3 separate regions of the Homo sapiens genome follow, and all the other regions are linked to region 3. Evidence: chromatin loops called from intact Hi-C (ENCODE). Cell type or tissue: Caco-2. All regions are shown on one strand. Links, peaks and the distances in the headings refer to the core of each region. The heading gives the core; the rest is flanking DNA. Region 1 overlaps VAPB (VAMP associated protein B and C). Region 2 overlaps VAPB (VAMP associated protein B and C). Region 3 has its middle 16 kb from the start of VAPB.

The links. A loop is a pair of places that touch in the nucleus more often than their neighbours do. Peaks named below come from ENCODE experiments on the same cell type or tissue, not always from the same donor. Only the 100,000 strongest peaks of a DNase experiment are listed, where the experiment ranks them.
Region 1: a loop joins it to region 3, with 6 times the contacts of the local background. A loop is called at or near these places in 2 of 110 quality-filtered maps.
Region 2: it touches region 3 in a loop (9-fold over the local background); 5 of 110 quality-filtered maps call a loop at or near these places.

The regions. Positions count from the first base shown.
Region 1 is chr20:58,418,762-58,429,250 of GRCh38, reverse strand. The region is part of intron 2 of VAPB (VAMP associated protein B and C); the gene reads right to left. Among named protein-coding and RNA genes, the nearest start is that of VAPB, 35 kb to the right of the region's middle. RefSeq lists an enhancer at 1,032-1,726. In Caco-2, for the core only: no CTCF peak of the experiment used is centred there; DNase peaks (open chromatin) are centred at 5,570, 5,965 and 7,660.
Region 2 is chr20:58,444,664-58,455,152 of GRCh38, reverse strand. VAPB (VAMP associated protein B and C) reads right to left here. Exons shown (of 6, transcript NM_004738.5): 6 at 4,052-10,489. Among named protein-coding and RNA genes, the nearest start is that of VAPB, 61 kb to the right of the region's middle. RefSeq lists an enhancer at 8,175-8,676. In Caco-2, for the core only: a CTCF peak has its summit at 7,183 (motif pointing right); a DNase peak (open chromatin) is centred at 7,182.
Region 3 is chr20:58,367,569-58,378,057 of GRCh38, reverse strand. No RefSeq gene overlaps it. Among named protein-coding and RNA genes, the nearest start is that of VAPB, 16 kb to the left of the region's middle. RefSeq lists an enhancer at 4,699-5,200. In Caco-2, for the core only: no CTCF peak of the experiment used is centred there; DNase peaks (open chromatin) are centred at 3,408, 4,516, 5,027 and 5,990.

The DNA.
Region 1 (10,489 bases), core at 3,534-8,533, 50 kb before region 3:
ACTGTGCCCTACCGGCATGTCAACTTTCAGGAAGTTCTGGGTATAAGGTGGGTAGTTATGGGAGGTTTTTGATCTGAGAAAAGTTTTCTGCTTTGGAAAAAAAAAAAAAAGTCTAACAAGCACCATGGCATATGCTTCATTTTTTAAATCTCAGAATCTCATCTTTGAAATCTCTTCGCATTTACACGCCTACAATCTCAGCTCAGGCCCCAAAGACTCACTTCTAGATTTCTACCAGCCTGGAACAGCAAATGGGGGTGTTTTTCATCACCAGCTCTCCTTGGCTTGTGGGCTCCTACATCAGCCAGCCACAGTGAGGACTTGGGACACCCAGATTCTGTGAAACTTCATAAACTTCTGGAGTATCTCAGTATCCACATCCTGCATAACATGGCCCCTAACTCACATCAAAGAGTTTGTATTTCTCAGCTACTATCATCTCATGTCAAATTCAATTTGCTCTATCCTGTTAGTGGGAACTTTATAAAAACATGACAGAATGTTGCTAATCATTAGTTCTTTCAGCTCCATATGTGCAAATTGTGACAGAAATTATGTACTTTTTACCATGGCAGACTATAAAAGAGTTTGCCATTAACTTAAATTTATTTCACTTTCACTTTTTTTCAAGAGATGGGGTCTTGCTATGTTGTCCAGACTGGCCTCCAACTCCTGGGCTCAAGTGATCCTCCCGCCTTAGCCTCCTGAGTAGCTAGGACTATAGGTGCCTGCCACTGTGCCCAGCTGCATCTTCATTTTTAAGAATTTAAAGGGGTCCTGAGACCAAAAAGTTTAAGCACTGTTACGCTACACCAAATGGTATTCACCAGTATCTCTGGTATTCAAGTGAATACTGATGATAAAGCCCTCTTAAATGAACCATCTATCCTACTTTTAAAATGTATCTGCTGATACTACACTAAACAGAAGCCTGTTACCAGAAGACAGCCTGGAAGCCAGGTCACTACTCATCTACATTAATGCTTTGTGATACAATGCCTGTTGTATTACAGATTGCAAACTGGGATCCTGTTAAGAAAGGGCCTTTGGGGTCATAAAACATTGGATCATTAAGATCAGAGTTGCCTGAACAGAGAAGAAACACAGAAGATACGCTACTTAAAACATACACACACACCCCTTGGAGTAATGATGACTTGATTAAATGCAGTTAAATGCTGCTTCTGAGAACCCAAGCAAATCACAGATCACTTTCGCCTGCATCATAATGGTAACAGATCACAGATCACTTTCGCCTGCATCATAATGGTAACAGATCACAGATCACTTTCGCCTGCATCATAATGGTAACAGATCACAGATCACTTTCCCCTGCATCATAATGGTAACAGATCACAGATCACTTTCGCCTGCATCATAATGGTAACAGATCACAGATCACTTTCACCAGCATCATAATGGTAACAGATCACAGATCACTTTCGCCTGCATCATAATGGTAACAGATCACAGATCACTTTCATCTGCATCATAATGGTAACAGATCACAGATCACTTCTGCCTGCATCATAATGGTAACAGATCACTTTCATCTGCAGCATAATGGTAACAGATCACAGATCACTTCTGCCTGCATCATAATGGTAACAGATCACAGATCACTTTCACCTGCATCATAATGGTAACAGATCACAGATCACTTTTGCCTGCATCATAATGGTAACAGATCACAGATCACTTTTGCCTGCATCATAATGCTACGAGATCACAAATCACTTTTGCCTGCATCATAATGGTAACAGATCACGGATCACTTTCACCTGCATCATAATGGTAACAGATCACGAATCACTTTCGTCTGCATCATAATGGTAACAGATCATGGACCTGCATCATAATGGTAACAGATCACGGACCACCTTCACCTGCATCATAATGGTAACAGATCACGGATCACTTTCGCCTGCATCATAATGGTAACAGATCACAGATCACAGATCACTTTCGCCTGCATCATAATGGTAACAGATCACGGATCACTTTCGCCTGCATCATAATTGTAACAGATCACGGATCACTTTCGCCTGCATCATAATGGTAACAGATCACAGATCACTTTCGTCTGCATCATAATGGTAACAGATCATGGACCTGCATCATAATGGTAACAGATCACAGATCACTTTCGCCTGCATCATAACGGTAACAGATCACGGATCACTTTCGTCTGCATCATAATGGTAACAGATCACAGGTCACTTTCGCCTGCATCATAATGGTAAAAGATCACAGATCACTTTCGCCTGCATCATAATGGTAACAGATCACAGATCACTTTCGTCTGCATTATAACGGTAACAGAGCAAATAAAGTCTAACAAGTACTACAGCACATGCTTCACTTTTTTTTAATCTCACAATCTTATCTTCGAAATCTCTCTCTCCACATTTTACGTGCCCACAATCTCAGCTGAGGCCCACAGATCCTTCTAGATTTTTCCAAGTTTCTTCTAGTTTCTTTCCCATCCAAATCACCCTGCCTAGCCCCTACAAACTCCACAAATTTAATCGTACCTTAATACCCTACTTGTATCATGGTAATTCCTCAGATCAAAAACCTCCTATAAGAGTAACTATTTCCTAAGTAAAAGGCAATCAGTTCAGCTTTTCACAATCTGGCCCTTCTTGGATTTCTTGGTCTCTTATTGGCAGGCCTCCCTTCTGCTCCAACAGGTGTGCGCATCACTCAGGCCACACATCATGCCCCTATGTCCTTACACCCAGTGATGCTCTCCTATCATCATCAAAGTCTCCCTTATCATGTCGGCCCTGCCTGACACGTTTCTCTTGATTCTCCCTTACCCTACTCACATGTCAATATACCCCATCTTCCAGGACTGAATCCACTAACAGAACTCTGTAAGGAATAGCCAGGCATGGTGGTGCATGTCTGTAGTCCCAGCTACTTGGGAGGCTGAGGCAAGAAGACTGCTTGAGCCCAGAAATTTGAGGCTACAGTGAGCTATGAGAGCGGCATGCACTCCAGGCTAGACAGCACAGCAAGACCCCAACTCCATAAATAACTAAACAAACAAGGCCAGGTGCAGTGGCTCACACCTGTAATCCCAGCACTTTGGGAGGCCGAGGTAGGCAGATCACTTGAGGCCAGGAGTTTGAGGCCAGCCTGGCCAACATTGTGAAATCCCATCCCTAACTAAAAATACAAAAAATTTAGCTGGGCATGGTGGCACACACCTGTAATCCCAGCTACTGGGGAAGCTGAGGCACAAGAATCATTTGAACCCAGGAGGTGGAGGTTGCAGTGAGCTAAAATGGCACCACTGCACTCCAGCCTGGGTGACAGAGAGAGACTTTGTCAAAAATAAATAAATATATAAATATAATAAAATTTAAATAAGAATTCTGGAGGGAAAAGTTCTCAAACTTCAGTGAGTATCAGAGTCACCACGAATGTTTGCTACAACACAGACTGCTGGACCCCACCTCCGGAATTTTTGTGTTAGCAGGGCTGCAGTGAGAATGAGCACTCCAATTTCTAACAGGTCCCCAAGTGGGCTGCTGCTGCTGCTGGCCCAGGGTACACACCTGGAAAATCTGTGCTGTACTATACCTCCTAACACTGCAGTTCCTGCTGAAACACCATTTCATACCACAGTTCCTACTGTGGGCACCTTACTTTATTGGGAGACTGTCAACTCCAAGACTCCTAAGCTCCTTCTGACATGTTTGCTTTTTCTCCCCAATGAGACTGAGACCAGAACTTAATGTTTTAATAGCTCACATTCTGGGTGCTAATTTGCATTTTTTGCGTTAGCTAACAGGTTTGCACCTTCTTCTCTTCCAACATTCAAAGCGTTCCTGAATCATGCTCTCCCTAGAAATATCCTTGGAGAAGCCCAAAGAGGAAACCCTTCTTTACCCCCACCAGCTGGCTTTTCTTCTGTCCCACTTCCCAGAGTCACTCCCTCCCTTCCAAGAGGGCAAGACAGGGCTTCCAGTTTCTCATGGCAGTGCCCTCAGTCTCGCACTCCCCGTCCTCTCACAAAGCCTGCATAGAGAAAGACTGTCCTCTACCATATGGTGCTTACAGGGTCGGAATGAAGTCACTGATCCACTTTTTTGAGACTAATCAAAGACACAGATACATAAATGCCAAGCAGAGCTCCTGATAAGCTGGAGATAACCAGCATTACCTAAACAAGGTGATATAATTCTAGCCTAAAGCAAAGAAGCTGGACATTTTAGTTAGACTGTGAGCAAATTTATTATATCCTTTAGGGTCCAGAACACGTTGAGATCATGACCACCTTGGTGGACCTCTGCCTATTCAGGGGCCCATGGATGGAACTCTGAGTCTAGCAAATAAATAATGAATTGCATTTATTTATAAATCAGTTAACACTGAAGTGTCTTTGTGTTCTCTACAGGATTTTCCAGTTCGTGTATTCTGTCTTAGAAAACAAACTCCTCACAGTCTGATTAATTTGTTTGTGCTGAGACTAGTACAAATGTGCTGACAGTGAGGTCTCCTTTCTCCAGTATCAATGGAAGATGAGGACTGCTATATACAGGCACTGGCCAAATAACAAGGCTTATTCACTCTTTTTTATAAATATCTTTTAAAATGTAAATCTTTTTCAAAAATCCAACATACTTTTCAATCTCCTCTAACATTTATAATGGAATACAACATACCCCTTTTCTGATTACTCTTATGTTGTGACATGAACCCCCATTATATACCATCTTAATGAAACCTGCAAGCTGTGTCTCTTGGGGCTGATCACCTAAAACATGGAGAACAATTCCCCGAGGCTTAAGGAATTCCAGCTCCCCACTGTTATTTCTGAATGCTCCCTGCACTTGCTCTCGGTGGTGTTCTTGCCCAGCCCGTCCACTGTCTGCTATGCACTGTCACATGGGCCGCTTTCAACGTGGCCACCTCTGTACCCCTTTCCCTTTATTCTCATCTGTGATGAGCTGGCAACCAGGACAGGGTTAACAGTAAGTCTAAGGTAAGAATAAACAAGACAAGATTCAAGACTGGAGAGCCCTCAAGTGTGTAAGTATGCAAGGACCCATAATGAGTGAAAAGAAAATCACTTTTGGCTTCTTAAAACTTTGCTTATTTTTTGCTTCTCAGTTATGCTGTACAGAGTTGAAGTTACCTTCAGCTAACTGAGGTAGACAAAATGTGTAAGTCCTCTTGATCTTGATATTTAAAAATGTAAAGAATAAACTGTGTCATAGTCACAAAAAAAGTAACAATTCTTCCTTAAAAACCTAAGTATTACAGTAAACTTGTAAAAACCCTTAAAAGCGTAATTAAGCTGAATTTTTGTTGGTAATTTTCTTTTTTCTACTTTTTGTTTAAGCAGAATCTCTCATCTGCTGAAAAAGATTAAAGACATCTTTTAAAGTATGAATGTGAGTTGTTCTTATCTGAGAGTAATAAGCCTGGTTCATGGAAACCACTTATAAAAAAGTTTCGCTTATCAGAGACTTCCAAAGCAAACAATCAAACAAAGAAGAATGTTGCTGTTAAGAAGCTCAAACTCCCCAAATGCAGCTCCCACTATCAGTGCTTGATGGATAAATGTTTGGCTTCTTTGTCTAAGGGCTCTGTGCGTTTATACCCTAGTGCACCTGAAAGGTGCACTCCTGGTTGACTGCTCCAGGGCCACCAAACAGCTACATTAAACTGAGTCAGGGAAATCTTAAAAGGATTATTAATCACAATACTATCCATTTAAATTAACTGATCAATGTTTTCATCCAAGAAGAGCTGCTGATGTTCATGCTCTGAGGATTTTTCTTTTCTTTTTTTTTTTTTTTTTTTTTTTTTTTTTTTTTTTGTGAGATGGAGTTTCTCTCTTGTTGCCCAGGCTGGAGTGCAATGGCGCGATCTTGGCTCACTGCAACCTCCGCCTCCCAGGCTCAAGTGATTCTCCTGCCTCAGCCTTCATGAGTAGCTGGGATTACAGGCATGTGCCAGCATGCCCGGCTAATTTTGTATGTTTAGTAGAGACGGGGTTTCTCCATGTTGGTCAGGATGGTCTCGAATTCCCAACCTCAGGTGATCCGCCTGCCTCGGCCTCCCAAAGTGCTGGGATTACAGGCATAAGCCACTGCACCTGGCTGTCCTGAGGATTTTACTGGAAAAACTTTATGCTTTAAATGTGATTGAAAAGAGTGCTGAAAAGGGCTGTATGTCAGGAATGAATACTGCTCCTTAATCCTTTGAATTCTAATTTAAAATACAGATTCAGACACTGGGAGTTTTGTGTTTGTCTTTAATCCATTTTCAATTCCCAAGGTACACTTAGTAAAGTGTATCTGTAACTAAATATCGGTATCTTTAATGACTCTTTCCAATGCCCCCCTCCACACACAGATATTTTGCATTTCTAATTTGCTTGGGACACAGGCAACCAATGTGCATAACTGAACTGCAAATGGACGCATGCTTGCTACTTTAGTGAAATTAGAATTCAGTGAAGGTTATAAAAATATTAAACTTAATATCATATTACAGGAAGCATAAGTATTTTTGATGGGCCCATAATTTTACCACTTCACCTGCTGTATCCGCTGGCAAACATGGTTTGGAATATTAATGGAAAACTCCCTCATTATTAACTGAAGCACTAAAAAAAAAAAAAAATCCACAACCACTAACAGCTTACCACAAAGACATTTTCAGAAATTATGTACCTTAAAAATATTTTCCCACCGTACAGTTCAGAAAATAGATTTAATTTTGTAAAGCTAGAACAAATGGGAAGATCCCCACTGCCTCAAAACAATTCGTTAATTCAAAAAGTTCTTTATTCCTTACATTTGAAATCTCAGGAGGAAAAAATTCCAACCTCCCTTTCTTCAATCTCTATTTAAGTGTACCTATTTTGCTGAGGTCCAGATTAAATAATTCAAAACCATCTCTAGTTGATAGTATGTATCATGGAGCAACGGGCCAAAACCACAGTATTCTGGGCCAGTGAATGCAAACAGAAAGCCCCCTGCACCCCCTATCTACCATGTGACCTCATCCAAAAAGCACAAACCTCAGAAGGGGCTACAATAAAAATGAGATGAGACGAGCACCCATGTAAAGGACAAAGAAAAGGATTCAAATCACAGGTCCAAGGGGCCAGGGCCTAAAGCAACTCTTTGGGAAAGCCCACATATTATAATCCACTGACACAAAAAGTTTAGGTTATGCCTGTGTCCAACTGTTACTTTACCACCTAAGTTTATAAAAGGGAGTTTTTTTAAGGACCCAATAAGTGATCTGCCGTGTTCTGAAGAAAATAGCATGATAGGTCAGAGCCTGAACTTTTGAAGCACAATGTAAGGTCCCTTGAATATCAGGGTAATGTGAAAAGGTAAAAAGAGCTTCACAGGGTTTCTCTGAAAGACATCTGGCTTTCCATGTCACAATCTGAACCTGTGTGCCTTCAAAACCTTGATCCCTCTGGCCAGCACAGGTGCCAGCTCCATGGGCAGACATCATTACCATCAACCCTCCCTCTCTTCCCACCTTCCTGCTTCCCTCCTCTCTTTCTTTCCTTCCCCCTCCCTCCCTCCTCTCTTTAAAATAATGATTTACAGCCTTCCCGAATAGCTAGTGCATTCCAAGGGTTTTCAGAAATGGGAAAAATGCACTGGTCATGTCCTTCTCAGGTATGTAGTGACACTTTGGGTGGTGGGCAGGGCAATGCTAGCAGTATTTTAAGCTGATGTGGTGGCCACCTTTTTAAAGATTATACCTGAAAATGTACTGGCAACTTTTCACTATAAAACAAATGAATATTACACAAGGAAGAGAAAACACAAATTTCTTCTCAAAATTAGCAAAGGTCCATAAATAAATAAAATATAGGGGTAATTTATTTCTAAACAGTCAATTCAAGTATTATGCAATCCACCTTCTTCAAAAACTAGCCGGTTTTTGTCAAAGCTAGTGGAAGAACAACGAACGTACAAATGTACCACTCTTGTACCATGCTGTTGATTCTGCAGTATTTGTATATATTCTGTAAGGTAGACACTATTCTCCCTACCTTACAAGTGAGAAAACAAGAACCTAGAAAGGTTAATAGGTTGGTCAAAATTCAGCTGACTGGTTAAACAGCACAACTGGTCTTCCTGTTCAGGTTTCCCGACCTCAAATCCACTAATCTTTGAAGAGAGTGGGTAAAACCAAGCTTGGCCATGTGCATATCTGGGGAGAAGGGGAGGCTGGCTTTTGGATAATCTGCACTGCCTGTCGACTGGTATCCTCCTCCTCCTGAGGACTCTAGTGACTCACCAAGATGTCATCATGTAGCTGTATTAATACCAAGAGGACTCCTGGAAAAAGGCAGTGCTTTTTATCCCAAGCTATGCATGTCTAATAAATGATGCAGTGGTCCCTCAGCACATACAACTGCAGCAAATGGGGCTGGCCTCCTTTGCTGACTTGCAAGGCTGTCCTAGAAATGCAATGACATCTGGTTTCACCTTGGTTCCCCCCAAGCACTGAGCTAAATACCAAATAATAACAAAGGAGCTCTTTCTAAGGTGCAGATATGATCTTGTCTCATCTAGGAAGAAAGTCTACAGACACATGGACATTTTATTATTCAACTACTTTTTCCCCCAAATACATTAAACTTTGAGAATGATGGTACTTTTTACATTCATTCATAAGTGGGGTCATCCTCTAACACTACTGAGGCAGTTTAGTATGACAGAAAGAGCACTGGATCAGGAGCCAAGCCACTAGCTTCAAATAGCAGTGCTGCCATGACCATCCAAGTGACCCTTGATGACTGTGCCACACTCTGTGCCTTACTTTATCTGCCAAAGGAAGGCCACAACCACAAAGTCTTGGTCTTCCTTGAGTAAGCAATCATAAATCAGAACAAAGGCAGAGTTCGCTTTTACTTTTTAAAAATTCCTATGATGGGGAAACAATGGATCTTCCTGAAAGAGAGACGGAGATGCCTGGCGCGGTGGCTCACGCCTGTAATCCCAGCACTTTGGGAGGCCGAGGCAGGCGGATCACTTGAGGTCAGGAGTTTGAGACCAGCCTAGCCAACATGGTGAAACCCTGTCTCTACTAAAAATACAAAAATTACCAGGTGTGGTGGCACGCACCTGTAATCCTAGCTACTCGGGAGGCTGAGGCAAGAGAATTGCTTGAATCTGGGAGGTGGAGGTTGCAGTGAGCAGAGATCGCGCCACTGCACTCCAGCCTGGGCGACAAAGTGAGACTGTCTCAAAAAAAAAAGAGAGAGATAGAGACATACACATACACCCACCCATACATATTTATATTTTATATCAGAAAACACACTAACATTGTACAACCACCTACTGAGATTCTTTTATTCAGAAAACCATGCTGCATTCCCTATTCTTCCTATAAAAATTGGTAATTTTCATCTACTGACAAACTTGCTCAAATTTGATACAGGCATGGAAATCGAGGGGGGGAAAGTAGATAGAAGAGGGGAACAAAAGATTTCAGCTGCCCTTGATGTCAACAGAAAAATTTAAACCATACATATCCAGAGGATACAGAAATGCCAAAATCCCAGTTCCTTCCTTTCTCCAGAGTGCTGCAGTTCAAAGAGCATGGGCTTCAGAGCCAGTCAGAATGATCCACATCTTGGCTCTGTTATTTGCTAGTTTCACGATGCTATGACCACCAGTCTACTTCTTAGTAAAATGGAGGTGACAATGCATCCCTTACAGGGCAGGTAAGAGAAATGACATGAGATAGTACATGTGCAGGTCCAGCACATAGAAGCCCCTCAATCAATGCTGGCTTCGACCCTCCTGACTTCAAGATAATAACTTGATTCGAAGATCAGGTCTTGCAGACTCAAGAGAAGCACAGGGGGAGAGCTGGCATGGGTGCACCATAATGAGAGAGACGAGATGCAGGGAATAAGAGTTTGCAGAAACGATCAGATAATGAAACACCTTATATCTTTCCAAAGAGGTGAATCATTTTCTTTTAGGTGTCAAATGAATAGCCAAGTGTATCACAATCAAAATCTATCATGGAAAAAGCCAGAGAGATACTCATTTCAAATGAGCAGTAGCTTCTATTGATGCAGAAGCCTCTGTGACACTGAGTCACTTGATATTTACAAGATAAATACACACTCCCCCACAGCTCCTTCTTGGATGGAGAAGTTCTAATGAGCTAAAAGTTTATTCCATTTCTAAAATACATTTAAACTCCAACCCATCACTGACATCTCCTTAATTCTGAAATCCAATTCTCAATTTGGGCACTTTACCAGTATTTTTCAAAAGGTGGATTTTGGAAAATACATGCACTCCCAGACAGAAGAGAAAACCATCAGACATGCACCAAACTGACACCCTTGAGTATATTCCAATTTGCTCAGCCCTCATCTCTCTTGGCGTTTCACAATCAGTAAAGTGCAGTGGCCAATCACTGGAAATGGTATGAGCTTAATGTCAGAAATCATTTAGCTTAAATAAGAAAA
Region 2 (10,489 bases), core at 4,895-9,894, 75 kb before region 3:
CAAAATCCACAACCTTTTTTGAGTGGTGACACAATGGTCAAAGGAAATGCTCACTGAAGCATTTTGAATTTTGGATTTTCAAATTAGGAATGTTTAACTGGGAAGTATAATGTAAATATCCCAAAATCCAAAAAAATCTGAATTACAAAACACTTCTGGTCTCAAGCAGAACAACATACAAAAATACAGAACGACAACAAAAAAGAACAAAGCAACAAAGAGCTATAATATCCTCAGTGAAAAAAAATATACATACATCTTGGAGCAGGTTGCTGTAACAAAGAATAACTGGAAAAGAAAGATGTCTTGAAAACTATAAATATGTTAGCAGAAAAAAATCAAAAGAAGGTTGGAAATTAAAGTTGAAGAATATTCCCAGAAATAAAAAAGAATTGGGAATTAGAATGGCACTTGATTTCTTAAAGGAAACACTAGAAGCTGGAATCAGTGGAACAATGCTTCCAAAATCCTCAGAATGATTTAAACCTTGTGTTTTATACCCTGTGCAACTATCAATCAAGTGGAAGAGCAGAATGGGACATTTTCAAACATGTAAAGTTCTCAAAAAAATTATGTCCCACATACTCCTTGCTCAGAGACTTGCTAAAGGATGTGCACCCCCAAAATGGGATAGTAAGAGAGAGGAAGCTAGAAATCCAGAAAAGAAGGGGTCCAATCCAGAAGAGAGCAAAAGGAGTTCCAAAGATGAGAGTGAGTGAAGGCCCTGGAATGAGAGCTGTGCAGTAGGCTCAGATAGCAGTCAGTCCAGAGAGGAGCAGGAGAACAGAGAGCTCCAGGAGTGACCTAAGAAAACCAGAAAAATCAGATTGCCTGAGGTGTTGTGATTGTGCTGAGATTCACACTTCTATCAGGGTCTGGGCTGAATTTGTGATAGATACATAGGAAACTGAGCAAACAAGACACTAAGACGTAGTGACTCCGGGAAAACAAAGGATTACACATAAAAGGGAAATATAAGCATAGCACATTTAAGGTAGAGGTGTAAACAATATCTCAGTAGTCTTAATCATGCAAAAGTATACTGATGTAGCCAAAAATTATAACATGACTGAGAGGGAGAGAGAAAGAAATCTATGCTTGGGATGTGGTTGGGAGAAAGATTATTAGAGCTAAATCCCTATCTCCCTTAGGAGGAAATCAATAGATAATATATAGAAGTGAAAAATCAAGAAAAAGTAATATAACCACATTATTAGGAAATGTAGATGTTAATATCAGAAGAAACAGTTCAATGTGCTAAACTGGCAACCTCTGGGAAGAGGTAGCCCAGGGCGATATGAGCCTGCTGCTTTTCACTATGAGCCTGTTATAGCTGTTTGGCTTTTTATATTATGCACACAAAATACTTTGGTATTAAAAAAAAAAAAAAAAACTGAAAACACCACAAAACCAAACCCAACAACAAAAAAACCTTGAACTTCCCCTCAAATTGCTTTCAATCCAGTAAAGGGCAGACCGTGTTAAGAGAGGTTTCGAATGCTCTGGGATGCGAGAGTGGTGGAGCACAGAGGGCTGAGCAGAGCAGCCGGGCCCACTCATGGGAGAACAGAGCATTTGGGAGTCTGAGCTTCTGGGAAACAGGAGGAAAAGTGGGGACCATGCCAGGGCCCTAGCCGTGGACTGCCAGCCCTTCCTCACACATAAGCTGGATGAATATTCTAGGGTAGTTTTCTCTTTACTAATGGAGAGTATTTTCTTTAGTGTGGAGGCACTTTTAGGACCAACAATGTGACTGCAGGGTGGGGTTAAAATATACAGCGGGTCTTGGTTTGACTTAAAAAGCTTCTTGTCTTCCCTATACATTTCTTTAACATTTTTTGAAGTGGCATAAAGGTAACATTTTTCAGAAAGTCCGTAACACTAATTTTGTGTTTCTTCAAATTTGTACTATTTTCTTCTTTGAAGTGATTTTAGCAGTCAAACATTGCTAAGAAAACAGAGGCCAAAGTTCTACTTGGAAAAAAAGAAAACTCTAGACTCTTAAGTGCAATTTCTGAAGAGTATTTTCAGTTTCTAATGGGGCATGTCACTCCCATTACTCCTTGGCAAATTATCAGGTAGCAGGTTTTGTCTTCTAATGCACTAACCAGAGATAATGGCAAATCAGTGTGGTCACTTCTTCAAAATAGCTCCTTGTGTTGCTGTTTAGAAAACTCCTTCACAGTTGGGGTTTTAACGCTTCGGGTTTTAACTCTTTAATGACCATCACCATTTTTCAGTCTCTCTTACAGAAGCTCTCCTTGGTCTGGGATGCTGACATTTGCCTCCCCTGCACCCTCTGGGAAGGCCATGGTTAAAAGGACCCCAGAGATGCAAGAATGACATGAATGCAGCCAGATGAGAGCAAGTGAGGTGGCCAGTACAGGTCAAGAATCAGAGCTCTAGCAGTTGCCATGAACGGTTGTTTATTTCCCTCTGCCCAATCCACTTCGATACACTTTGCTGCAAGTCCTTTTCCTGTTAGTAAAACAAGGTAGACTCCAATTTCCACATTCATGACTGTGTGCCCTTAGCCTCTTCATTTCTGCTGCTCTGCCATCAGCCCTTTGTGTGATAAACCTTTGCTCCCTTTGACCTTACTTCACTCTGGGTTTTCATCGTGTTTTCAAATGGCCTTTACATACATAAACAACTGCTCAACCTCATGCAAAGAACCACAAACTCAAAGTAAGACACCACGTGCATTTTACAGGTGAGGAAAGATCAAAAAGTTAGATGGCGCAAGGTGCTGGCAAAGCGTAAAGCAGCAGACCCTGCGAGGACTATGAATTGGTACCTCCTCTTTGGATGGCAATGTGGAAGCCATCTAACACAATTTAAAATGCAGGCACCCTTTGAGCCAACCACTGCTCCTCTACAAATTGATTCTGTGATATTCCTGCTCATTTGTAGGAGTGTTTGTTGTAGCGTTGTCTTTAGCAGTGAGACTAGAAACTGCTTAAACGTACCTCCATAGAGGGCTGGTTAAGTAAATTAAGGGCACATACAGAGGAAAATTATGCAGCCATAAAGAATGATGTGGGCTGGCATGAAATATCTCCAAGATAAACTTCAAAGTCCAAAAAGGAACATGCACAACAGAGCAGTTAGTGTGTGCTGTTGCATGTGTATTAGAAAACACATGGTTGGGTGCAGTGGCTCACGCCTGTAATCCCAGCACTCTAGAAGGCTGAGACAGGAGGATGGCTTGAGCCCAGGAGTTCGAGACCAGCCTGGGCAACACAGAGAGACCTCATATCTACAAAAAAATAAAAAAGATAGCCAGGCATGCTTGTGCATGCCTATGGTCCCAGATACTCAGGAGGCCGGGGTGGGAGGATTGCTTGAGGCTGGGAGGTGGAGGCTGCAGTGAGCTGTGATCACACCACTGCACTCCAGCCTGGATGACAGAGTGAGACCCTGTCTCAAAACAAAAGGAAAACACAAGGCTGTATATACACAGACATATATGTGCATAGAAGATCTCCAGAAAGAGTCAACACATGGAAAGTTCAGGATATCTCTGGAGAAAGAAAGGTTTGGGAATGGAGGAAACCTGATTTTGTATACTGTGTACCCCTTGGTCTTGTGTGAAGTCTTACCATTTGCCCACCTTACTTTTCCAAAAGAAGTTAAAATTGTTTTCATTAACGTTTTAACAAGGTAACACTGTAAGATGGAGAACTGTCAACCACTACTTAAAAGACAGAATCCACCCACCTTTCAAAGCTGGAAGCAATTTACACAGGTGGGTACCTTTGTAAATCACTGATGACACACACTTCCCCCAATAGGAAAACACTGACATGCAAGCTGGTCCCTGTGCTTAAGCTCTCTGGGCAAAAGTTTCCTCATCAGTAAAATGAAGACGTTGACCTAAGTGATCTCTTAGATCTGTTTTCTGGTGCAAAAGGTCTCTGATTTTAATTTAAACCAATTTCATGTTCCTACAAAGCAGTGAGAGTCGAGCAACGGGCTCTAGTCCACACTCCAAAGCCTATCTCAATGGAATTAAGCCATCCATTCAAAATAATTTTACACTGAAGCATCCTTTAAATATATTCAGAGCACAGAATTTATTGAACATAATATGGAGACAGCTAGTACAAAAGTTTATGCCTTGGCAGGGCAGGTTTCATCAGGCTGATAATGGAACATGGGAGAACATGCTGTAAATGGCTCTTTTGGTCTGGACCCTGCAGAAATACATCTCCTTCTCTCTGGGAAACATCATGTCAGCTGCCAAGCCATGAATTTATTACATATCAGAAAACCAAAATGTGCAACAGTAAAGAGTCCTTTCCTGCACCAACTTTTTAAATTACTTCCATGTCAAAACAGCAAATACAATGAAAAATACATAAAGGACAAATTATGAAAACTAAAGCATTCTAAGACATCTCTTAAGATACTCAGTTCCTAACATGTTAACATACATTGAAGACTATAAACACACACATCAGAAACTGTGGGAATCTTTTTTCAACATAGGGAGAAAGACGTAGAATAGGGAGAGAACAGCATGGGTTACTGAAACCATTTATTCAGAAAGCAGAGGAAAGGCGAAAGGAACACTGAAATAGATCATTTTTAGTTTCTTATAGGAAGTTCCAAATGGCAGCAGTTGATAAATCGTCTTTAAAAAGGAAACGACAGCAACAGAAATGAGAACCAAATATATTTTGCATTTTTCTCTCGGTGTATCATCTTGAGTCACCTTACTTAGGCTACACACGAATGAAAAATATAAAAAGCCACGCCCACTAATTTCGCAGCACCTCATATAGTAGCAAACAGACAGAGGGTACTTACGAAACGTTTGCTAAGGAGTGAATGATGAAAAGCAAAAAGTAGTTCTTGTACACATGGTCTCAATATCACAGACAATAAATTCTGACCTTTGAATTCACATAAAAGATGCAATGGAAAAACATTTTAACATGGATACTGTACTAGAGGATTAACAGCTGAATTCAGTCTATTTCTTAAAAACAAAAGAAAGACGGGAATGCAGGCAGCCAGTTCGGAGAAACAGCCAGGACTTTTTTGTATGACATGGAAAAACCGGCAAGTCAACGTGTGAAACGTGCACACTCATTTCTCATCTTCTTAAACCCTAAAAAGCCCCGCAATCTTGTTAGCACTAAGCCTGGATGAAATTGTGTTAAGATATCTGATTAGTCTCCCTTAGTTGGCATTTTCCAAAGGGAAAAAAAAAGGGAACCTGTTTTATTTCAGTCAGACATGGCTTTGGGTATCAGTGAAACGAAGCTCTGACAGCAGCTCCACCTGCAGAAGGCCAGGCGCACTCCTGCAGCTCATCAGAATGCAAGCAGGAAAGCAGGCCAGCAAGCGAGCATCTGTCCTGCACCCACATCCATTAGCCAAGTGATTACATCTCCATCAGCCCTGGGGTGTAATAAAGCAATTGTAATCGGGCATTGTTACAGGATCAATGTTTCCTGGTTTAAAAATAAACATCAGCATTTATCTAGCAGCAGAAAGCGATTCTCCCACAGTACTGTTTTATTCAACTGACATCTTTTAATCAAAGCAATCCATATCGTGGCAACATTCCAAGGTATCATAACTGCAAATATTTATGGCAAGTTAGATAATGGCTACATTTTTGTTGCTACACTTTTCTTCCTTTTCTACGGATTTAACACAGACATTTTCTAATAAACTAATTCCATTAAGAAAAAAAAATCTCAAGTAATTATATTCATGAAGACAACCTCTCATCCACCTCCACCCGTTTCTCTTTTAACTATCATCCATAACTGTTTATGTGAGTTCATGTCTTTTAAATTTTTCAAAATATCTCTGTAATGAAAATAAAAAGCCCCTATTGTTAAGTGCCGTAGATACAGCCAAAAACATGGCATGGAGGGAGGTCAGGGCCCCCTGGCACAGGGGTGGGTGAGCTTGTGCAGCTCAGCTAATGTTCTAGGCTGTGGCTAATGGGATTCAGAGGCTGGAGGAAGAGGTCTGTGAAGCTGGGGGCAGACCCATTCCCACAGCCTCCCAAGCTTGCCTGTCGGCTGACGCTCCTTATCAGGGGCTTCTATTACTTGCCCTCTTTGCTGATATCCTGGAGAACCGCAGTGCTAATTCAGGGAAAGGCCTGAGACATCAGCAGCTCAGCTGTTTTCAAACCTCAGCAGGGCCCTTCTGTAATACCAATTTTAATCAACTGCCCTCATTCACATTTAATTTACAAGTCATGTAAAGCCTCCATATAAAGCGCTCCCATCATCTCCTTGCCGAGACGGACTGGCAATATTCTTTCTAAAGCCCCCAAAGTCATTCTCCAGGAGCATCAGCAGAGATCTTCAGGCAATGAGAAAATGGAATATGTACCTTTTTTCACTGTCTGTAGTGTGTTCAGTTTCCAACAGAAAAAGAAAAAGCATCTGAACTACAGTCTTAATTCTACTTACTTTAGTGTGAAAATAACTGAATAAGGTACGGAGGCAGACACAAAAGATGTACAGACGGGCAGAGTAGCTGAGGCAGGAAGGCCTCATCCACTCACTTCCCTGAAGCAGATTTTCAGAGCTGAAATGGTATCTTAGCAATGTAGGCCTTACAGAGACTGATTTAGTTCTAAAAAGTTGCCCGATTTAACCTCCTGGAGCCTTTATTTCTTCGTATGCAAACAGAGCCATCTACCCCCCAGTCACAGTTGCAAGGATTAAGTTCAATGAGCGAATGTATTGGAAATGTTCTATACAGGTAAGGAGTGGCATTGAAACAACAGTAACTTTCTTGAAAAGGTTCCTATCAGAGCAGATCTGTCTGAGGAAAAGGGGCCAGGGAAGGCGTTCTCCAAATCCAATTAGGCCACAGAAACTCAATTCGCGTAGGGCCAGCATGATCTCAGAGCTGCTCTTGGTGTTCCAGAAGAGTGGTCGTTGGCCTTATGGGATTTGTATGTCATGAACTAGAGTCATCCATCTATATACTTTGCAGGGGCCTTTCTAAATACAATTCCATTCCAGCTCATCTTTGAGAACACTCCTTCTCAACAACAGCAAACATGGCCCCAAGTGTTAATTAAGAGAGGTCTCCTCAGAGTGGTAACTTTTCATAGTTCAGTTTGGTTCTTTCTCCTTCTTCAGGCCAGACAGCCGGGGGCAGGGAAAGCCACGAGAGGCCCTTCAATGAAATGCCATCTCCAGCAGGGGGAAGCAGTGGCCTCTACACCGAGAAGGTCTCAGGAGTTAAATGTTATTCAGGTGTTCAAAGTGACACTGGGAAGCCCAAGACCCCTATCTCTTCATACATGTATTTCTCAAACTACAATGAGAAATGGGCCATTCCTTTAGAGAAGGAGCTGAAAATGACATATAACATTGTATTTTGGCATGGATTCTGAGTTTGCAAACACAAAAATTTGTGTATGCAAAAAAATATAGGCACGATTTGAAAACTGTCAAGCTACTGACATACGGCACATATGCCACACATGCACACATGCACACATGCACACACACACAGAGTCTGTTTTCAAATTCATCTGAAAGGCTCTGTAGCTCTGAGCTCTCACTACATTCAGTTCTATCTGACTCAACATAGCCTGCAAACTGGGCAATGATATCTTTCGATAGCAATTCTGTTCCTGGGATTTGTTTGAAAGCGTTTAGGTTTTCACGGATCACTGGAGGTTCTTCATTTTTCCCCCTTCTGTGTTATGGAGGTATAAGTCGTCTCTCTAGCCATAAACTGGCCACTGGTAAAAATCAATTTTGATTTTATCAGTATGTATTACTGCTGGTGCCAGCAGTTCAGAAGACGAGAGAAGGAAAACATGCAAACTAGGAGGAGAAAAAAGTTAAAGCCAGTTCCTCACACCTACAAATAAAAAAGCCTGCTGTCTTTAAGAGGTATTTTGTATCGTGCCAAGGAAGCTTAAGTTACCAATTTAAAACTTCAATCAATAAAAACTTTCAGGATTCTGTCACCGCTTCCATCTCTTCTGCATTTGTGAGCACTATGGCTGGCATTTCTGAAGCCAGGGCCGCCCTCTCTGAGGTGCTGTGGAGCCAGTAACCACAGGAGCAGACTGGAGGGCAGCCTGGCAGCAGCTCCCCCATGCACACTGCCCAGCGGCATCCTCCCTAGGCTCGCTCTTTCCATGCCAGTTTCGTCCCGATTATCTGACTCTTAACCCTCTTGGGGCAGGGCAGGCCGTTGTGACAGGCCCCATATTCACCTCCTCTTTGCCTTATTCTTTTTTTCATTATGTAATTCTAGGGAAAACACCCTAAATGTGCATGCATCTCCAAGTCCTCCAGGAGCCACGCGTGCTCCACATTCTTTCTTTTCCTGGCACATTTTTGGCTGCCAGGATGACTGAGAAAATAATCAACCTTCCCATCAGTCACCTGTTTCTCTTCCTGAGCAGTTTCCTTCTGCCACTCAGTCAAAAGGCCCACAAACATGTTCACCAAGTCCTAACCTCTAGAAGGGAGAGAGACTTCAGAGACTGATTTTTAGCTGCAACCAAAATGTCCACATCCTCTGAGAAGCTGAACACCTTCTCCTAGATGTACACAAAACTCTAAATCACCTTCAAAGGTCTAAAACAGAGTAGTTTCTCAGATATTCTTTTTAAGAACTGTTACAGACTCACAAGCCAAATCCCATGACCCGGCTGTTTTTGTGAATAAAGTTTTATCAAAACACACGGCCATATCCTTTAAAAATAAATAGAGCCCTGCTCTAGTGTAATGGGACTGTACTGTACCCCTAGGCACTGTTGGGGACCACCTAAGCACTCTCCTATCAAAGACATGAGGGCCTGGAAGCTACAGGACTTAACTGGCTGCAGCAACTACAATTAGTAAATTTTAGTCCCCTCACGGAAAGTCAGGTGGCAGAAGGCACATGCCTTACAGCTCGGTCTTTTCACTCCCTTTTATAAGTACTGGGGGACACATGGGAAAAATCCTGGAGACGAATTCCTATTGGGGTGGCCTCCCTGTCTGCACACTCAACACAATCCATGGGTGCCTGGGTAACAACTAAGTCTGTTCACCATTTCTGTGAGTACCTGGGATTCAAAGTCAACTTTTTTCATGAAGACAGGAAGTTACTTACTCAGACCAACCATAGACTTCCACTTCTCCAGTTTCAAGGCCCCTGACCCAGCTTGACAGAGCCAGGCTTAGGAGCAACGTGGCTCAACGTATGTGACTTCTAAGGACTGCCTTCCTTCTGATGAACTTGTCCTCTCAAACCTGTGCACAGTGGGACTGTGCCCAGAACGCCCGTTACTAGTCTCAATGGCATGGTTCCCTGACCTAGAAGGGAGGCTGCTTTTTACTGAAGGCCAAAGCAATGGAAGGCCAAGGGTGACCAGGTGCTCAGCTTTTTCAGCAGTTTCATTTTTCATACTGTCAGCTGAAGACAACCAAAAAAAAAATACACACACACACACACACACACACACACACACACACAGAGTTAAATCATGAAACACGTATTTCTCAGTGATAGGGCTCATTTTAAAGTTAACCTTCCAATGGCAAAATAATAAAAATGATAAAATAATAATTCCCCCCATAGAGCAAATGTGACAAAATGACAAAAGAATTCTTAATTTTGGGGCTTTATTATAATTTTTCTTTTCAAGATGCTACATAGTCAAACAGAACTGGGTTGGTCTTTTATGGCATAAAATTAATTCACAGTCAAACTCTCAACTAGTACTAGAAGGATTCGCTGAAGAGTTTCTCTCTTCCCTTGCTCCCCACCCACAACTGCTGGTGCCCTCGCTTCTAACCCTCTGCAGCCCGATCCATTTGTCCTGACTCCAGGCTAGGTCCCCAAGGGGAGGTCAGGCTCAGACTTGGACCTGGGCGCTGGAAGTGTGAGTAATGGTTGAGAGGTGGTATAAGAACAATCTAGAAGACTGACTACTCTTCATTAAAAAAGGTAACCTAGAGTTGACTGTCACTACTGAGAATTTCCCTCCCTATGACAGTTGTTATTTACTGACCCAGAAAAAACACTTCCTGGCAGCTCTTCTCCAGCATCCCAATAAACCCCACCTCCACATGACCAGACTCTCCAGAGACAGAGGAGCCCACAGCCCTCCAGCAGCAATACCAGTTCACCCAACAGAGTTCAGCAGCACGCAGCATTAACTGTACTCTTGTGACAATAAGAAAACATGAGATGAAATACATTAAATAAGTTAAATATGCATTAAACATCTCTGAATAACAGTTTGACTTCACTACATGAACCAATACAAATTTAGCTTGGTCCCTTTAAGTGAACAAAGCACTGCCATTTATTTCCAAAGCGCTGGGTCAATCAGTCAACACACGCCTCTCACTTATGACGAGTACGTCTGATGCTGCCACAGTGCAATTCCTTTGGGCTTCTGACTCTGTTCATCAGTCCCAAGGAGCTGATGGCTTGGACAGAACTGAAGACACGGAAAGCAGCCTGGGCCGGGAGTGGGCCACGTGGGGAC
Region 3 (10,489 bases), core at 2,495-7,494:
AGGCTAAGATTAAGGTGATGGTAGGGCTGTGTTCTGTCTGGAGGCTCTAGGAAAAACCCATTCCTTGCCTTTTCCAGCTTCCAGAGGTCACACACAGTCCTTGGCTCATGGCCACTTCCCCCATCTTCAAATCCAGCAGTGTAGCATCTTTAGTGGTTTTTTTTTTTCTTTCTTTCTTTCTTTGAGACAGAATCTTGCTCTCTCATCCAGGCTGGAATGCAGTGGTACCATCATAGCTCACTGCAGTGTTGATTGCTCCCAGGCTCAAGCAGTCCTCCCACATCAGCCTCCCAAGAGACTATGGTGTGTGTCACCACACCTGGCTTTTATTTTTATTTTTTATTTTTATTTTTTGCAGAGAATGCACTAATAATAACAACAACTGCAGCTACCATTGGTCAAGTGCTCCATGCCAGGCACTGTTCTAAGAGCTGCGTGTGTATTCCTCATACATTCTCACAACAGAGAGGTAGTAATATTATGATGTTCTTTGGTGTACAAATGAGGACACTGAGGCACCAAGAGGTTTAGTAACTTGCCCCAGAGCAGTGAGAAGCTGGAGATGGAGGACCTGCATGAAATAGACCATGGGGCAGATGAGGGAACGTTGCTCAGAAGTGGGGGCCATGGTGAGAGAGTCGGGGGCATGGGCTTATTTGTGAATTTTTTTTACTATCTGTCTCCCAACTAGAGAGCCAGCTCCATGACTGATCCATCTCTGCTGAACACTCTACCCTCTAGCACCTGGCAAGGGTTTGGAGCATAACAAAGTCTCAACAAATGGAAGAGTGTGTGAACAAATGAAGAAATGAATGAATGAATGAATGAATGAATGAAGATTCAGGGTCACCAAGGGTTGAAGTTTCAGGACAAGCTGGCACACAGGATTTGTTAAAAAAAAAAAACCCACTCAGAGACCAGGTGGCTCATGCCTGTAATCCCAACATTTTGGGAGGCTGAGGTGGGAGGACTGCTTGAGTCCAGGAGTTCAAGACCAGCCTGGGGAACATAGAGAGATCCCATCTCTACCAAAAAAATACGAAAATTAGCTGGGTATGGTGGTGCGCACCTTTGGTCCCAGCTACTCAGGAGGCTGAGGTGGGAGGATTGCTTGAGCCCGGGAGGCTGAGGCTGCAGTGAGCTGTGATCGTGCCACTCCACTCCAGCCTGGGCAACAGAGTGAGACCCTGTCTCAAAAACAAAAACAAAAACAAACAAACAAACAAACAAAAATCCCCACTCAGACCCAGTAGCTCAGAACCTGGATGGGGGATGGGGTAGTCATAGAACCAGGCACCCCCATAGCTTTACAAAAAGGGGTGCAATCATATTGCTAACCCTTGCCCACGTTGAGGGAGGCTCCTCCAGACTTGGGCAGGAGGACTCCGGCAGGGCTGGCTCCTCAGCTGAAGGTCTCAGTAAACTAGGTGGCTGTCAGTCAGGATGGATGGAAGAAGGTTCATGCTTTCTCCCCTTGCCCGCAAGAAGCAAGCTCTCTCCCAAGGCCCCGAACACCTTGATTCTTCATTCCTGACTGTGAGCAACCAGGGGATGGATTCTTGGTCCCAATCTCTGTGCCTGGCATATAAAAGGTGCTCAATACATGTTTGATGAATGAATGAAATAATGTAATTAAGAATTTGAGGGGGCACGGTGGGGGAAGTTTTTTTGCTCCTTAGGACTTGTCCCCAATCACCCAGAAGACCACATTTGCATACAAATAATTGATATTCTAATTACGAATCATTCGTATTGATTTAGTAAGCAGATCCCCAAAGCATCTCTAGAAGATAATTAGATTCCACGCTTCTCAGGGGTAAGAACGGCATATTTACCTCATTGTTCCCCCATGGCAGTGTGAGGCAGAAGAACCGTGTGATAAATGTTTGATGAGGCAGTGAGTGAGCATGGTATTCACTGTGGGGAGATTTTACAGGGTCCCCACAGATCATTTCCAGTGTGTTGAGGCAGTTGGGAGGGGACAGGGGATGCGTTTTGTTAGTGTGTATGTCAAATTTGCAAATCTCTCTTTTGTCCAAGCCCTGGTGATTTTCCACCTCACGGCCTTCATTCATTGAGCAGACATTTGTGGAGGGGCACAGGGGCAGAACACCGAGGACCCAGAGACAAAAGACACGCAGACCCCCATCTCCCCCTGTCTAGCTAGGAGATAAAGCAGAGTAAGACAGAACCTTGAGTGACCCTACCAAGGAGTGGCTGGGGACGAGGGTCTTAGACCTCTCCCTGTTGTTTCTGTCTGCCTATCCCCAGGCCACCCCAAAGAAATGACAATAATACATAAACATTAACAAAGGATTATGCAACCAGTGAGTGAGAGCATCATTGGAAAACTTTGTTATTTTCATTGATCTGATTAGAAACTGTGCTTACTCTGCAAATGCAGCTTCGAATCCCCTCTTCCACTGTCCTTCTGACTAGTCAGCCACCGCAGGGTGTCTGAGAAGAGAAACTGCGCAGCAGCCTCTGGTTGCCAGCATCAGAAAGGAAATACGAATCCCTGAATGCCAGAGCTAGGGAGGGGTAGGGGGAGGGAGAGGCAGAGATGGAGAAGGAAATGGGAGAGAGAGAAAGAGAGAGAGACAGAGAGGGAGGGAAAGAGAGAGAGGGATGGGGGAGGGGGAGGAGGAGGGAGAGACAGAGATGGAGAAGGAGATGGCAGAGAGAGAAGGAAAGAGAGACACAGAGGGAGGGAGAGAAAGAGAGGAAAGAGGAGAAAAAGGAGGAGAGAAAGAGAGGGAGGGGGAGAGAGGGAGGGAGAGCTGGGGAGAGGGAGATATATATATATATATATATTTGGGGAGGGAGGAGAGCGGACGAAAGAGGGAGGAAGAGAGAGAGAGAAGAGGAAGAGAGAGAGAGAGAGGGAGGAAAAGGGAGGGGTAAGGGGGGAGAGAGAGAGATGGAGGAAGGGAGGGAGATGGAGCAGAGAGGGGGGAAGAGAGAGGGAGGAGAGAGAGGGAAAGAGAGACGGAGGGAGAGAGAGATGGGGGAGAGACAGAGATAGAGGGAGGGAGGGAGAGAGAGAGAGAGGGGTATAATGTGGGAGGGCAGGGGAGACCGTGGCATGGCATTGTAAGTTTCAGTTTCTCCATTTTCATTTTTCTGCTCCCCACTCCCAGGAATGCTTAGAGCCATAGATTATCAAGTGACTGTCACAACTTTGCTTTTGTATCTAGGGGAAAACCCCAAACAAGAGTAACTGCAATAGGTAAAGTACCTGCAGCGCTCTCCTGAAATCCAAATGCTCGCAGCAGGCCCTGCCATTTTGTGCTGAGAAAGGAATGTGTCTTTGCTATGACCGCTCCCTGTGCAGATCAGGCAGTAGGGAAATCATGGGCTCTGTAGACCGATGGCCTGGGTCCCAACCTGCCCTTCGCAGCGCTGTGACTCAGCAGATGTGTGGCCTTAGGCTGCTGGCAATGCCTTGCAGACAAAGACCCCCAGGACACATGTGTGGGGGAATAAGTTCAAAGTGCCGCCTGGGCGCTTTGGGAGTGTGAAGCAGTTCCCTAAGAGGGGTCAGAAGAGACTCGGGGATTGGGGATAATATTGGTGATTTCAGGGCAGGGGTCCAGGAAGTGAGCTTTGCTCTTGGTTAGGTGCTGTCGGGAACAAGACTTGGGGTCATACTGTGATTGCATCCACAAGGACTAGAGTGACGGAGAAGTCTTGTTTATGTTTTGACCCATCATGGTCAGAGTGGCCTTGTGTGAGGTCAGTGTCCTGTGACATTGCCGAAATTGTCTTGTGAAATTGTGGCCTTGTGTTGATGTCAGTGTCTCTTCGACAGGAGAGAGTATACCAAGGCCAGCTGCGAGGGCCAGGCCAGCTTCTGGCTGATTATCTCTTCCTCGCTGTCTGAGCCTCGGCCACTTCCTCATCTGTACGGTGGGGATAATGGAAGTTCCTGCCTCTTGGATCTGGGGAGGACTCAGTGAACGGATGCAAGTAAAGTTCTTGCTGCAGTGATGTTAGCTCTTATCACAAGGATGGCACACTCGTGGGGTCTCACATCACCAGGGATTTCAACGAGGTCCCTAAATCTATGTCTTATGTCAGAATCTGGGGGTCGTGTGATGTGTGAGCCTGGGAGCTCTTGTGTTCTCTGAGGCTGTTGTTGCAGCTGGGTTTGTCTGTCTTTGGGTACTTGGTGAAGGAAGTAAGTTCATCATGTAGTTGGGGTTGGTAAACCCCTCTTGTACCAAATACCCCAATTACATCTAGGAATTGGGGCACTGAAAACCGGTTCTTTATTTTTTATTTTATTTTTTTGAGATGGAGTCTCACTGTCACTCAGGCTGGAGTGCAGCGGCACAATCTTGGCTCACTGCAGCCTCCGCCTCCTGGGTTCAAGCGATCCTACCGCCTCAGCCTCCCGAGTAGGTGGGATTACAGGTGTGTGCCACCATACCAGGCTAATTTTTGTAGTTTTAGTAGAGACGGTGTTTCACCATGTTGGCCAGGCTGGTCTTAAACTCCTGACCTCAAGTGACCCGCCCACCTCGGCCTCCCAAAATGCTGGTATTACAGGCGTGAGCCACCATGCCTGGCTGAAAACCGGTTCTTCACCATCATTTTGAACTCTGTGAAGACATCCCCTCTCCTCCAATATTTACATGTTTTTAAGTAAAAGCCTGTGATTCTTAATTTGCAGCAACTAGGAAAAGAAAAATGTCATAAATACCTTCTGTTATTTCTTCCTGTGGGAAAGGTATCACCCAAAGAACCATCTCCCCATTTCTTCATTTCTTGGAAGATTAATTAATTCCCTACTGGGGTCCTGATTTATTTGTCTTGTGATAGTGCATGGCACGTGGTAGGAGTCCTGAAACCGTGTCCTGGATTTTCATTTATTTATTCCTGGGAGTCTAAGACGTAGGACTTTGCAGTGGCAGGAATGTTTTAATGTTTGACAAAACAAATAATAAATGAGGATGGCTCAGCCTTTGAAAGCAGGTACCTGGGAGGGCAGGAATGCAACCTTTGCCTGGCCTCAGCAGCTGCTGTGCTCTCTGCAACGTCTCCAGGGCGCCCCGCCTGCCTCCTCAGCTGTCCTTGCGTTCCTTCCCAGCCTCTCTGCTCCCTGCTCTGAGCATCATTTCTCTCGGTAAAACCCCTTTGAACCTATTATTCTCCTGCAGCTGGGGCTACAAGGAACCTTTTGTCTTTTTCTCATTTTACTTTGCAACTTAAGTCATTTTTCTTTTCTTCGTTTCGTGTTTATATGTGTACATGCATGCATGCGTGGGTGTACTATTTTGAAATGACGGCATTATGAAAAATAAAGACAAGCTTTTATATTTTTTAGGCTTTAATATAAAAACAATAAAGAATTCCCTAATGGACCCATGGCAAAAAAAAGCAGGCACTAAAATGTACATGGTTTTGTAACAAGCAGTTGTATGCTAAGGCTAATAATGGAATTTGTATGTTTATTATTGGTGCAATTAATAATATTGATTTATATAGCCCGACTGCTTGCCCTCATTAGCTATTCACAGTAGCCTCATAAAGTTTGCAACGTTATCCTTTAGCAATGTAAAATCACACACCAACTCACAGAAGAGGGTAGGCAAAGTTTAAGTACATTCACTGACTCAGCAAAAGACCGAGGAATGTCTTCCATCTGGCCTTGAAGCCCCTTTTAATAAATAACCCCACCGTCATACATTCTAGAGACCATCCCAAGTAAGTCCAATTTTATTCCACTTCTTGAAATGTTCTCTTCACAATTTCTGGATTTAAACTTAAACTTGCACATCCCTCCACTCCAGCGAATGCTGAAGAGCTTGTAAAGTTTTCTTTTTTTTTCTTTTCCACGTTGGCTGGGTTCTTCCTTCCATCAGGTGGCTGTTTTTTTGGGGGGAGACTTTGATATACACAATAATCATCTGCATACATGTACTGTAAGAGGCTTCAAAACTTGCTGTCCTTTCAGCACCCACAAGGTGGTTCACAGGTGGCTTATAAAAACTGCCACTTGAGGCTGGGTGTGGTGGCTCACATCCGTAATCCCAGCGCTTTGGGAGGCTGAGGCGGGTGGATCACGAGGTCAGGAGATCGAGACCATCTTGGCTAACATGGTGAAACCCCGACTCTACTAAAAATACAAAAAAATTAGCCGGGCGTGGTGGTGGGCGCCCGTAGTCCCAGCTACTTGGGAGGCTGAGGCAGGAGAATGGTGAGAACCTGGGAGGCGGAGCTTGCAGTGAGCCGAGATCGCGCCACTGCACTCGAGCCTGGATGACAGAGCGAGACTCCGTCTCAAAAAAAAAAAAAAAAAAAAAAAAGACTGCCACTTGGCCACCAACATTGCCCTCTCCTATTACCTTTAGAAGTAATTTAAGAACAGGGAAAGAAACCCACAGGGATCTCAATTCTCTAATAAGGGGTTTATCATCTTGGAAATAGGAAATATAAAAATACATTTAAGCATGCAAAACATTCTTGGTGGGATAGTTCATGATTCGAGGGCCTGGATATTAAGGACTGACTCAGGTCGCAAACTGCCCAGCTGGCAGAGAGCTTCCACGTCACCCAGCCCAGTCTGTTGTCATGTTTGTTTGTGTGTGTGTGTTTTAACTGTTGTGTATTCTCGTTTATATGCAAACTAGATATGACTTGACCTTATCACTTGAGCGGCTGATGGCAATTTTAATGTTGATGATAGTATACCACTGGAGCATATTCCACGCCCTAACGCTGTACATTAGCCTCTAATTTACATTCACAACCCCACAATTTTCTTCTTAAAAATGCCCTTTTTCTAACGGAGTGGAACCTTGTAGCTTTCCCCTTATATTTTCCATATATTTTATTTAAAAGAGGCCTGAAGTTTCATTCTGGGCTGAATATTAATAAACAGAAGTCTGACCCCCTTGGTCTGTTCCCACCCCTCTAACAGCAGTATCTGAGGTTCTGTTATCTTCAAGCACATTTCTCAAAATGTGGTCTCTGGATTTTTAAATTGTTTCTTGGAAGATGCTGAAAAGTTGTGTTTAAAATTTAAAAAATAAGCAAATAGAGGTCTGATTAAGATCATAATTAACAAAGTGATTCATTTTGACCAGGTGCTAGGTGAAAGCTTTCTTTTTTCCCTTCTTCTCTCTTACAAGCTCCACTGGTGTTATAATGAAAAGCAGTAATACTCCTGGTGGGTAAATTTTAGAAGGCTGATGATGCTTGGCTTCCCAACCAACACTGACATTTTTAGTGGAGAATCATGTTTTTGGCCAGTATTATTATAAGCCAAACAACTGACAGATTTAAAAGGCTCTGTGTTTTATAGTTTACCATCTCAATGGAAATCTGCTTCTTAAATTCTAATGGAAAAAAAAATCTGCAGTAAACTTTGAAGTTACTTAGAAATCTAGGTCCATAATTTAGTTCTTATACGCTCCAAGGCAAGCAGCTAGATGCTTGTGGAAAAATAAAGCAAGGCTGTTTTGTGTAAGCATTTAAAACATCCCTGTTTGTTTTGGGTGTGTGCTAATTTGTGTCTTCCTTTTTGGTGTAGTGATTCCCTTTTTCTTTTTTCTTTTTTTTTTTTGAGATGAAGTCTCGCTCTTGTCCCCAGGCTGGAGTGCAATGGTGCGATCTCGGCTCACTGCAACCTCCACCTCCTGGGTTCAAGCGATTCGTCTGCCTCAGCCTCCCAAGTAGCTGGGATTACAGGTGCCTGCCACCATGCCAGGCTAATTTTTTTTGTATTTTTAGTAGAGACGGGGTTTCACCATGTTGGCCAGGCTGGTCTCGAACTCCTGACCTCAGGTGATCCACCTGCCTCGGCCTCCCAAAGTGCTGGGATTACAGGCGTGAGCCACTGTGCCCGGCTGTGATTCCCTTTTTCTTGGCAACAACAAATGGGACTGGCTTCTGCCATAGTACTATCTTGACAGGGTGTAGACTAATATTCTCCTCTTTTTTCCCCAAGTGAGAGGCACCTGCATATTCTCCTTCTTAACGGGTATTATTTATGCTCCCTCTATCCCCTATTGTCCAAGAGGATTTAGGGCAGCTTGAAAAGATATGTATTAAATTTCAGAATGAAATGAAGCGGTGCTATAAAGTTTTGCACACTTGCCCCAAATCTGGCTCTAAGGTTTTTACTGACCAAATTGAATAGGGTGTGTGTGTGTGTTTAAAAGGAGAAAAATAAGACAAATTCAACTTCAGTGTATGTATTGAGCCAATTTTCACTAAGGATTTGAAGACAGGATTAGAGTGTGAGAGTTCCTGATTTTTTTTTTTCTAATAAGAAAAAATCCAGCCAGGCGCGGTGCCTCATACCTGTAATCCCAGCACTTTGGGAGGTCAAGGTGGGCGGATCACAAGGTCAGGAGATCGAGACCATCCTGGCTAACACAGTGAAACTTTATAATACAGTGAAACACTGTCTCTACTAAAAATACAAAAAATTAGCCAGGCATGGTGGCAGGCGCCTGTAGTCCCAGCTACTTGGGAGGCTGAGGCAGGAGAATGGCGTGAACCCGGGAGGCGGAGCTTGCAGTGAGCCACGATTGTGCCACTCCAGCCTGGGCGACAGAGCAAGACTCCGTCTCAAAAAAAAAAAATTCCACACATACTCAGGGTAAAAATTTTAAAAGTACAGAAGTACATATACAGGAGAAAGTGAAAACCAGGTGACAGTTCTGTGGGCCAAGCCTCTCTTCTCAGAGGTAAGTTCTGTTAACAGCTTGGACTGCAGATCTCCAGACTTTAAAAGCAGAAAATAATAATATCAAGTGTTAGCAAGGATGCTGTGCAACTAGAATTCTTGCACACTGCTGGGGGGAGCTATATTGATATTCCACTTTAGTTTTAGAGATGGACTTTTGCTCTTGTTGCCCAGACTGGAGTGCAACGGTGTGATCTCGGCTCACTGCAACCTCCGCCTCCCGGGTTCAAGTGTTTCTCCTGCCTCAGCCTCCCAAGTACCTGGGATTACAGGAACCTGGCACCATGCTTAGCTAATTTTTATATTTTTAGTAGAGTCGGGGTTTTGCCATGTTGGCCACGCTGGTCTCAAACTCCTGACCTCAAGTGATCTACCCACCTCGGCCTCCCAAAGTGTTGGGATTACAGGCATGAGCCACCATGCCCAGCTAAATACACCATTTTAGAAAACTATCTACAAAAGCAAAAACAAATACAGACATTGAGAATGTGTGTGTGTGTGTGTGTGTGTATTTCTCATGACCCAGTAATTCCACTCCCGGGCACATGCCCAAGAGAAACCTGTACAAGCCTTTACACCAGAGATGTATGTAAGGTTCACTGTGGTCCATTCATAATGGCAAAAATCTGGAAATAATCCAATGCCTATCAATATAGACTAGATAAATAAATGGTGGTTTATTCACATAGTGGAATCCTACATAGCAGTGAGAATGAATGAGAATACGACATACCATGTTGGATGAAAGAAGCCAGACCCATATGGAACCACATGGTATGTATATAAAGTTGAAACCAGACAAAACTCATCAGTGATGTTAGAGAAGGAGCACAAGGTGGGGCACCTGAGGTGTGGCAGATGTCCCACTTTGTGATCTGAGGGTTGGTTATGTGGGTAACCTTCGTGAAATTTAATTGAGCTGTACCCAAGATTCATGACATTTTTTGTAGGTTTTATACTTAAAAACATAGAAAAAACAAAACAGCAAACCAGCAGACTTATAGCAAAGTTATTTTAACTGAATCAGAAAGTGATTATCAGGGAGATGGCTTACAGAAATAAACCCTGTGAGATGTTTGTGCTTTGTTAATGCCGTGTTAAACGACAGCTACAGGCATCCCACCCGAACAGCCACATGGGATAAGCTCTTATTACCTTCCCTTTGTGAAGATAAAAGAAACACAGGTCAGAGAGGTTAAGGGCCTTGTCTAGGGCCACATAGCTTGGAAAGATGCTCTGATGAGACTCAAATCCAAGCCTGTTTGTCTCAAGCCCTCTCTGCTCTCTCTGGTTCCCTCACTTGAACTTGTAGGTACTCTTTGGCACACCTACACTGTACAGGCAAATGTGCTTCTACCTAAGAGGAACAGCAAAGAGAGCACGGGTGTGTGTGAGCCAGTGCTTCTGCTGGCAATGAAGAGTACTGGGGGTGCAGGGTTCAAGTCAACACTGGGATGGAAAGACTAGCATCTTTGATGAAATCCCCATAATAATGGAAGATGAGGGAAGACCTTTTCTTCCACAATCTAGGGCACTGCACCGTTCCTTTCTTCCAGGGGCAGCAAACTTCCCTCTAAGTGCTCACTGGTGGCCTTGCTGACCTGCTTCTAGAACCCCCATCTTAACTACTGAAGAGCAAGGAGAGGGAGGAGTTGTATAAGATAAGGATATGGGAAGCTGGGAAGCTTCAGATACCTTGGTACAAATAACTTGCTGCTCACCAGACACTACAGCTGTCAAAATTCTGGTACTTCAGTATCCAAAGGTCATTTAAAAATGACTTCAGAGTAT